Regions from separate parts of the Homo sapiens genome. Here region 1 is linked to region 2. Evidence: chromatin contacts called from ENCODE Hi-C data. All regions are on one chromosome and are shown on one strand. The core of a region is the stretch at or near the end of the contact, and the rest is flanking DNA. Distances in the headings are between cores, read along the strand shown.

Region 1 (4,435 bases), core at 1,627-4,126, 4.8 Mb before region 2:
CGTCTGATTTATAACCAAAATTCAAAATTGTGCTTTTTTTATATTTACTAAAATTACTTTTATCACAAAGGAGATCTTGACTTTCATTGGTGTATCATGTTATACCTGTGATCACAGATACCACTATCATACTCCCCATATCACTCCACATAAATTACACTAAAAATGTTTTCAGAACATAATTTTTCTTCAATTTTTAATTATTTTCCGGAAAAAACAACAACAACAATGGTATGGGTTCAAAATCCAGCTGTCACTTCTACAGAACCTAAGAGTGGCCGCAAAGATTAAATGAGATCATATATGTAAATATATATATATATATACATAAAGCAGTGTTTGGCACAGAGCATTTATAGATGTTAGCCATAATTATTATTAGCTTATAACCCTGGTCATGTTATTTCTCCTCCTAGGAGAAATATTTTTTTCATCATGTACAATGGGAATGACGATACATACCTTACAGCATGGATACAGGTAATAAGTATATGTAAAGTACTAACAGCAGCAGCTGACAAGGTGAGATCTCAGTACATAGTACCAATTATTCTATAACTATCAAATAGGGAGGATGAGTTGACTATGAAGCAATAGATATTTTAGAAAAATGTAATGAACATATTAAAATCATAGGCTGAAACTGGGAGCAAATTTTATACGTTACAAAGACATTTCAATATCTTGATAAAAACAAAAATCACTGATCTAATGGTAATGACCATTCTCTTGTTACCTATTCAATCACACTTGTTAGCACACTCAGGAAGGCAGGGGGAAAAAGCATTTAATATGCACCTACTGCATACCATGAAGTGTGCCTGCTACTTTACATAGGTTCTCATTTAAATCACACAATCCTACAGAACAGAGTATCATTCTTTTACAGATCAGGCCACATGCTTTAAGACGTTAGAAAAAACTTGTTTGAGGTCACAAATTAATATTGGGAAAGACAGAACTCGAACCCGCTCTGTACATCTGTAAAGCCCACACTTTTCCATACTTCTCTATTACAATTTATCTGTTTGAAAGTCTTCTCTCCTGAAAAGGTGAGCTTCCAGACCCAAGAGCCCTGCCCTTCATTTCTTTAACCAGCTATCCAATAGAATGTCTAACACATGGGGGAACTCAATGAAAGAAACAAGTGACCGGAGCAGATGCTAGGCTTTGTTAATTCACTTTGTAGGTGCTTAACGCATAGATTTTCAGAAATACGAACAGGTAAACCTTCAGGCCTGACAAGCCCTACTGTTTCTACAAGAAGGGATGGATGAAGTTAAGCTAGTAATCTCTCTTCAAAATATATTACAAGATAAAAAATAAAATAAAAGAAAGTCAGTGGGAGACAAAGGAAAATCAGGACCAAAAACAAATGTCATCTTTATACTGATTTAATTTGATTCAAGCACAGACTACTTCCACTTCCCAGTACAACCTGCCCATATTGCTCTCGGGAATTCTAACTATCGGATTACCAGTGACCATAATGCTAAAAAACTGAATAAGGCTTTTTTTTTTTCAAGGCAAAAATCAATTCTAAAATTTGAAAATCTGCTATCAGTGCCGAATATCATGATACAAAAAGGGAAAAATAAAAGCTAAAATTAGTTATATCTCATCCACCCAAAATCAGGCTTCCCCTCACGTCTTTCTGCTCAGCGCCTACAAGTAGGTCTCTTCACACCAACTATGTTAATACCAACACTACATACCCTTAAGGAAGGTGGTGTAGCAAATTTCACACAAAATAATTTTTAAATAGACAAAACTGATAATGGAGATAAAACAAGAATCACACACTTTAGCTCAGTGCAACAATACCCTAGACTTGTCTTTATAAGGCAATACAGTATAACGAAATTTTAAAAGGCAAAAATAAAAGTAATCCTTAACCTAAAACGGACAAAATGTACAAACTCCAAGTAGAACAGGCATCAGGTAAGTCCTTTCCAACCTTGCCTTCCTCTCACCTTTCACTAGACAACGCAGGCTAGTGACTTCCTGGGGTAAGAAATCAAAGTGACCAATTCCATGGCACTATGGGAAGTGAGACTCGTCTCAACAGAGTTTTGTGTTTTAAAACAAGAAAGCCCAAAGCTTTGAAATAAATTAATTAATAGATGATGGAATTTCAGGTATTAATGAAATTACCATTACTCGACTGCAGGCAGCCGTGTCCTTGCAAAAAGACCATGTGATGCCGCCTGTGAACGCACAGGGATAGGCCTCTTAAGGCAGGACTGTAGCGCTGGAGCTAAAGGGCTTTAGCAGGGGTGCGCCTGAGTGTATGCAGAGGGCGGGTCCTGGCAGGACGAATTCACCGCCACTGCCAGAACGAACTATTCAGATTCACGTGGAGCAAGGGGCTCATGCAGAAGCAGTTCCCGGACCCGACACTCTGGGTAGGAGACCACTAAACCCGGCCCCTCAAAGCAGAGGTGACCTTGCCCTCATCGAGAGCGCACACAAGACGCCACTGTAAAAGGTGGGTTCGCTGCTCGCCTCCTCCCAGGCCCAAACAATCTCGCCCTGATTGTTGCTGGCCGCGCGGAGCAGGGGTCGGCTTAGCTCGGGGACTGAGGGGAGCTCCTCCTGCGCCGCTCACCCGGCGCTCGCCGAACAGGTCCAAGCGGCTGCCCTGGGGCTTGACATTGAAGGCGGCGCCCACGGGAGACCAGCTGGTGCTGACCCTTCGGGCCCGGATCCCGGCTTCGAGGCTTCCCCGGCCCGCCCGGCGGGGCGGCAGAGCTGCTGCTCTGGCTCCCAAGCCGCCCAGCCTTCCGACGCACAGCATTCTAGCACCAGAGCAGTCCCTTCCTCCAACGCAGATCCCTGCCCTGCTGCTTTCGCTGGGAGCGCGCGCTCCGCGTTTCCAAGGCAGCAGCCCACGCCGCCCCACGTGACGGCCCCGCTTCCGGGTCTGGGCGCGGCCTCAGGACGTGGGCACGTTGTCGTCCAGAGAGCAAGAGCGTCGCTCCCCCTCGCCTTCTCGGCCGCCCTCCCGGTTTACCGCCCCCTGTGTCCAGAGTAAGAAAAGGCTAGGGTTGCGCTTCCCTCCCAAGTTGACTAGGGGTGGGCGCGAGTAAAATCATGACATATTCGAATTCCAGTGGACATTAGATATTCTTTGAGAGACGGCAGGTACTTGAGTAAACAAGAAATGCCCACCATAGGCCTGAAGGAGAAGTTTCCCTTTTAACCTACTCTCTTGGTAAATTTATCCTGCACTTCTCTGTTTGGTGTCTCTGTCCGGTAACTTTTTACTCTTGCATAGCTCAGTTAAAAATTTTAGATGGGAAATAGTGAAAGAAGTCTAATGGGATTTTCCCTCCAGGGTTTCAGAATTGCCTGGGACCCGTGAACCCTTTTTTCCTTCCCCTTTCTCTCTTTTGGAATGGATTGTCTACCCTATGCCTGTCTCCCCCTCCAACCCCCGGTCTTTTAGAAGTGGATTAACTCGTCTCGCTTCACAGGATCACAGATGGAGAGACATTTTGCCACACGATGAATCACACAGTAAGTCTCCTCTGTAGCTTATTTAAATGATGTAGATGGTGAGAGGAGTTGATGCGGAAAGTGTTAAGACTTTTGGTAATGTTGACATGGTGCGAAAATGTATTTTGCACATGAGAAGGAAATCAATTTTGGGAACCAGAGGGCAGATTGGGTTGAACTGTGTCTCCCAAAATAGATGCTGAAGTCCTAACCCTCGGTGCCTGTACATGTGACCTTATTTGAAAATATGGAGTTTGCAATTATGATTAAGATGGGTCATACTAGATTAGGGAAGCTGTTCTTGTAAGAAGAGGAAAATTTGGCTGATACAGGAGGAGGACAGCCACCTGAAGATGGAGGCGGGGACTGGAGTGATGCTGCCACCAGCTGCCAGAAGCTGGAAGCAGCAAGGCTGCATCCTCCTGTATCCCCTTTGGAGGGAGGATGGCCCTGCTGCTACGGTGATCTCAAACTTCCAGCCTACAGAACTGTGAGAAAGTCCGTTTCTGTTGTTTAAAGACTCCCAGTTTGTGTACTTTATTAGGGCGATCCTAGAAAACAAGTAGAGATTCATGTCTGGCAAATAATGATCAAACAATGATTTGTTGGATAGAATGGTGATTAAAACCTAGGTTAGAAAATGAGCAAAATGGGAGGGAAAGCACCAGGACAAATAGCTAATGCATGCAGGGCTTAATACCTGCATAGGTGATGGGTTGACAGATGCAGCAAACCACCACAGCACATTTTTATGTAACAAACCTGCACGTTCTGCATATGTATTCCAGAACTTAAAAATACATTTTTTAAAAAAAGACAAAATGAGCAGTGTCTACAGCTTTCTGGAGTGTGACAGCATCACCAGCTTAAAGCTGTTACTAGTACTAAATGGAATAAACATTTCCCTCTAATTTCCCCTTAATGTCCTCAGAAACAC
Region 2 (4,804 bases), core at 2,300-4,799:
ACCCCATCGATCTTCCCATAATCATTATCTGACATCACTGGTCATTCCCTTATCTCAACATCGTATCTTCCTTAGCTCTGAGACATTTTCAGACCTCTCTTCTCTATGCCTCTTCCAGCTTCTTAAGTTCTAAAGAGACACTCACTACATACTAGATTTCAAAATCCTGCTGAGTACCTGCCTAAAGTATGCAAGGCACTGTGCTGTGGAGACAAAGCAGCTTTTAAGAGGGGGCTAACCAAGCAGGCTGGGTAATAGGGTTTGGGTGCCCAGGGCCAAGCTTAGGCAAATAACAGAAAAGAGCAAAGTTAAGTGTAATTTTAGATCGTTAGGGAGCACTAAAATTTAGGTCAGAAGACCCAAATTCAGCTGACAAGATGAAGTACAAGAATAGTACCCAAACAGGAGACAGATGAGGTAACAAATGGGGAAAGAGCTAGGAGGAGGGAGGAGGGTTCTTGCCAGATGTGAATGAAGCTGAATTTGTCCTCAGTTTACCTAGCTATGTCACCAGACTGACTTAAGAGTAAAGTCAAAGACGACTACAAAAAGTAAAACAAAATAGGGTGCTTGTTCTCATACAATGCCTCAGCATTTTCTGTGAAATGTGCATAATGATAGTATCTACCTCACAGGATTAATTGAAACAATATATGCAAAAAACTAAACCCTGGCCTGACATGTAACAAATGTTAGCTATCATTACTAATGTTCTATCCTCTAAGCTATTTAACATAAAGCTTAAGTAAACATAATTAAATCATTCCAGCATCAAATCTAATTTACTTCTTATTTAGCATACTCAAAAGTACCCCGTATTAGTTAATACTGTAACAAACCATTTAAAATAGGACATAAACTTGAGTGTAAGACTCAAAATAAAGGGAATTTTCTCCTTGCTGAGCCACTAAAACAACTCTTCACACTGGTCACCAAAAGCCTATTTTCAGGGCTTTATGATCCCTTTTTAGCTACTTTTGAACTACTTTCTAACCTCTCAATACTTCCTTGCCCTTTTGATTCGAAGATGGCATAGCCTTTAAAGCAGGCTCCCCTTCTTCTGGCTGTCTTTTGAATTCTGGTATTTCTTAGGTTCACTCCTACTTTTTCCTTCCTTTCAAAGCCTTTCCAGTATGTGACACTACCTTAGCGTACCATTAGTGGCTTAAATGGTATCCTGGTTCCTACTTTCTCCCAATCTTAGTCTGTCCTTCATGCTGCCACCAGAATTTTTTTTTTTTAATGCCAAATGTTTGTGAAAAGACCTCCATTATCTCCTGTTGTCTATAAGAAAAAGCCCTAAACCTCAGCATACCATAGAAGGCCCTTCGTTTTGGCCCCAACCTGTCCCTCCAACCTCATCTCATTTTGCTTCACCTGCTCACCCAGAGCTCCAGCCACAGGGAAATGTTTTCCATTACTCAGATAACAACACGACTTTTCACAGATCTCTTGCCTTTACATGTTCCTCTTCCGTGAATGCTGTTTTCTCCTGCTCCCAACAACTTTCTGGTTTAGCCCCTTTCTCTATCAAGCATTTATCACACTGCATTTTATTATTTTATTATTATTATTTGAGATGGAGTCTTGCTGTGTCACCTAGGCTGGAGTGCAGTGGCGTGATCTCTGCTCACTGCAACCTCTACCTCTCAGGTTCAAGCGACTCTCGTGCCTCAGTCTCCTGAATAGCTGGGACTACAAGCATGCACCATGATGTCTGGCTAATTTTTTTTTTTGTATCTTTAGTAGAGATGGGCTTTTGCCATGTTGGCCAGGCTGGTGTCGAACTACTGACCTCAAGTGATCTGCCTGCTTCCAGCTCCCAAAGTGCTAGGATTACAGGTGTGAGCCACTGCACCCAGCCCATGCTGCATTTTAAATATCTGTTTGCATGTCTATTTCCCCAGGAAAATATATAAGCATCTCAGGTACAGGGAATTGCTCTTTTCTTCTTTATAGCTCCAGAATCTAGTACCAAGCAAATGTTCAATACATATTCATTGAACTGTGAGCAATCAGCAAATGTTAAAATGATTTTTAAGAAAAGATTCGCAGTTTTACAATTTCTCAGGTGGAATTGACGGAAAGAAAAAAAGATGCAAACGAAACACTCCAACTCAAATCTCAGGATTAAACATGGCTATTGTGAAGGACCAGAAGACACCTAAAGGACAGCATGGCAGAACACATAACATCTGGAACTTCAAAGTTGTATGACCATGGCAGTGGATATACATAACATATATGGCCTTATCATTTTCCTCTCTCAAATCCTTCGATGGCTTTTTAAAGACAAAGCCTCATCCTTAATCTTGCCTACAAAGGCTGCATAAAAAACCTGTAGCTAGGTCCCATGATGCACGCCTGTAGTTCCCATTACTCAGCCGGCTGCAGCAGGAGAATCGCTTGAGCCCAGGAGTTCAACGCAGACCTGGGCAACATAGCTAAACCCTATCATTATTTAGAACAAACAAACAAAAACAACAACAAAAACCACTTGCCTCCATCTACTTACAACCTCATCTCACAGTACTCTCCACTTTACTTTCTGAACTTTAGCCAGACTTAGGCCTTCTTTCCAGTTCCGTTTTTGCACAAGCAGATCTGCACGTAATGTTGTTTTAAATATCCTACTACCCCAAACTAGTTCGCTCTTATCTTTTAGCTGTCAGTCCAAAGATTCCCTAAGATGTCTCCATCCTGTGGCAGCAGACTATAAGGCCGTTTTATTACATTATATTTGAACAATACAGAATAGTGTAATGAGCATGGATTCTAGACTCATAAATATGTCCTTAGGCATATTTATTTAAGCCCTTCATGTCTCGGTTTCTTCACCTGTAAATTGTACTTGTAAGGTTATTGAAAAGATTAAAAGAGATAAAGGATGTAAGCACTTAGAACTGTGTTGATAACGCAATTCAAAGGGCCCAACATATGTCGGTCATGATCACATTTACTTAATTTGTAGTCACTATCGTCCCCTCTCTCCCCTCTAGCCTCCGGAGTACCCCTGCTCCTCTAGCCCAGAGGCCACACCGGCCTGGTCCTTTTTTGTATTCCTAGCCTCAGCACAGGGTTCGGAACATACCAGGCCTTCAATATTATGTTTTTTAAAAATGACAAAAGCCTTGTGTCCCAATTTTGCTTTATTAGCCGAACGATCTCAAGCAAATCACTCAAACCACCTACGCCTCGTTTACCCTTCTGTGAAATGTAATAGCTACCTCAGAGAGGTTTTGTGTTAAATAAGGCGATGTACCTACAAAAGCACACTGCACATCTTAAAATGCCGTACAAACCGTAGATGTTTATTAATAAACCGGAGTCCGTGTCTTCCCTCCCCTCAGGCACGTCTCGTCCCGACCCCTCCCTCCTCCCAGCCCACACCCTTACTGCGCCCTTGGCCCTGGGTCCCTTGGGATTGCAAGCGTGGGAGCCTCGGCCCCGCGCAGCTCCCTCCGGCGTCCCGCGCCCTCCTTCCTTCCTCGCCAGGACGGACGCACTTCCGGCGGATGTGGGGGCCAGCCCTCGGAAACGGAAGTGAGCGGCGGGGTCGACTGACGGTAACGGGGCAGAGAGGCTGTTCGCAGAGCTGCGGAAGATGGTGAGTGGGTACCCGGGCGGCTGGAGTTCCACGCGGGCTCGGGACCGTGGCTCGGCAGAAACAGGCAGTCGCCTCCCAACCCGTCCCCGGTGGCGGCGGCGGCGGCAGCGTGGGGCTGAGGCCGGCCTCAGGCGCCATAATCTGTCGAGTCACGGGGTTTGGGTGGGTCGTGACTGTCGCCGGGGCCCGGCACTAGTCCCACTAGCAGTGCTTCGGCTTCATCCTGCTCCTCTTAGCTCGGTTTGCGCCCTTCCATCCCTTAGACCCCAGCAGGCCCAGACCTCCTCCCCTTACTTGGCGCAGAAGTGGAAAAGGCAGCCGTGAAAGTGCAACGTTCTGTGGGGTGGCGCTGGCGACCCTTTCCTTGACGGGTAACCTCTGGGAGCCCAGAGCTCTCAGACTCCTCATCTCCCCCAGCCCCCGCCCTTGTAACTGCCTAGTAAACAGCCCACAACTATAGGTCGCATTTGTGTAACGCAGCTTTGCTCTACAAACTTTTTTGAGAGCTTGTAGTGTGCTAGATGTTAGAGGGGAAAAAATCAGACAGTTGCTATTCCCTGTTTGCCAGTATTGTTAGTATATCTCCTCCCTCCTTCTCCTCCCCACCACTTTCTCTTTCTTTTTAACTTAGAAGTTGTGGTATTTGAGAAGAACACTGAGTCACCATTGCCACAGACTCTGATATCGGTACTGCTGGTAGGCCATCCATCCAAATCTAGAAAGTTTCTATTGGTAAATACTGCTAATCGTTATCTAAAAAGTTTTTTAGGCACTCTCAAATGTAACTAGTAGTTAGGTTTTCGTAGATTTGCCTTTCTCGGCTCCTTCCTTTATTAGAAACAGCAAGTACTAATCTTGATATTTTACAGAAGGAAATTGGGAAAAATGACAATAACAGAATCCAGAAGTCAGAATTCACCTTTTCTTTGTGCGTTGAAACCTTGTTACTTTACAATAAAGCAGTCCAGAAGGAGGAGAATGTTCATATAGGGAAGTAATAGAAGATACATTTGGAAAGCAACAATCACACATCTCTGCTGAAGGTCCCCAACTTCTGGTGGTTCAACAATCTTCTGACTTTATGATGGTGTGAAATCCATACACAGTCAGTAGAGGCCATATTTGAGTACCAATACAGCCATTCTGTTTTTCACTTTCAGTACAGTATTCAATAAATTACATGAGATACCCAGTACT

What was found. Hi-C counts contacts between places; a loop is a spot of excess contacts on that map. Pooled maps may share reads with other maps.
Region 1: a map of naive thymus-derived CD4-positive, alpha-beta T cell shows a loop between it and region 2 (21-fold over the local background). The contact joins the promoter of MIPEP here to the promoter of POMP in region 2. A Hi-C loop is called at or near these places in 2 of 168 maps with a recorded cell type or tissue (CD8-positive, alpha-beta T cell and naive thymus-derived CD4-positive, alpha-beta T cell) and 5 of 50 pooled maps.

The regions. Positions count from the first base shown.
Region 1 is chr13:23,886,524-23,890,958 of GRCh38, forward strand. MIPEP (mitochondrial intermediate peptidase) reads right to left here and starts at 2,877. Exons shown (of 19, transcript NM_005932.4): 1 at 2,609-2,877. The coding sequence starts at 2,797. It overlaps PCOTH (prostate and testis expressed opposite C1QTNF9B and MIPEP), which reads left to right and starts at 2,345. Exons shown (of 4, transcript NR_172510.1): 1 at 2,345-2,488; 2 at 3,477-3,519. RefSeq lists enhancers at 2,657-3,157, 3,217-3,276.
Region 2 is chr13:28,655,581-28,660,384 of GRCh38, forward strand. POMP (proteasome maturation protein) reads left to right here and starts at 3,550. Exons shown (of 6, transcript NM_015932.6): 1 at 3,550-3,607. The coding sequence starts at 3,605. RefSeq lists an enhancer at 3,043-3,202 and a silencer at 3,423-3,482.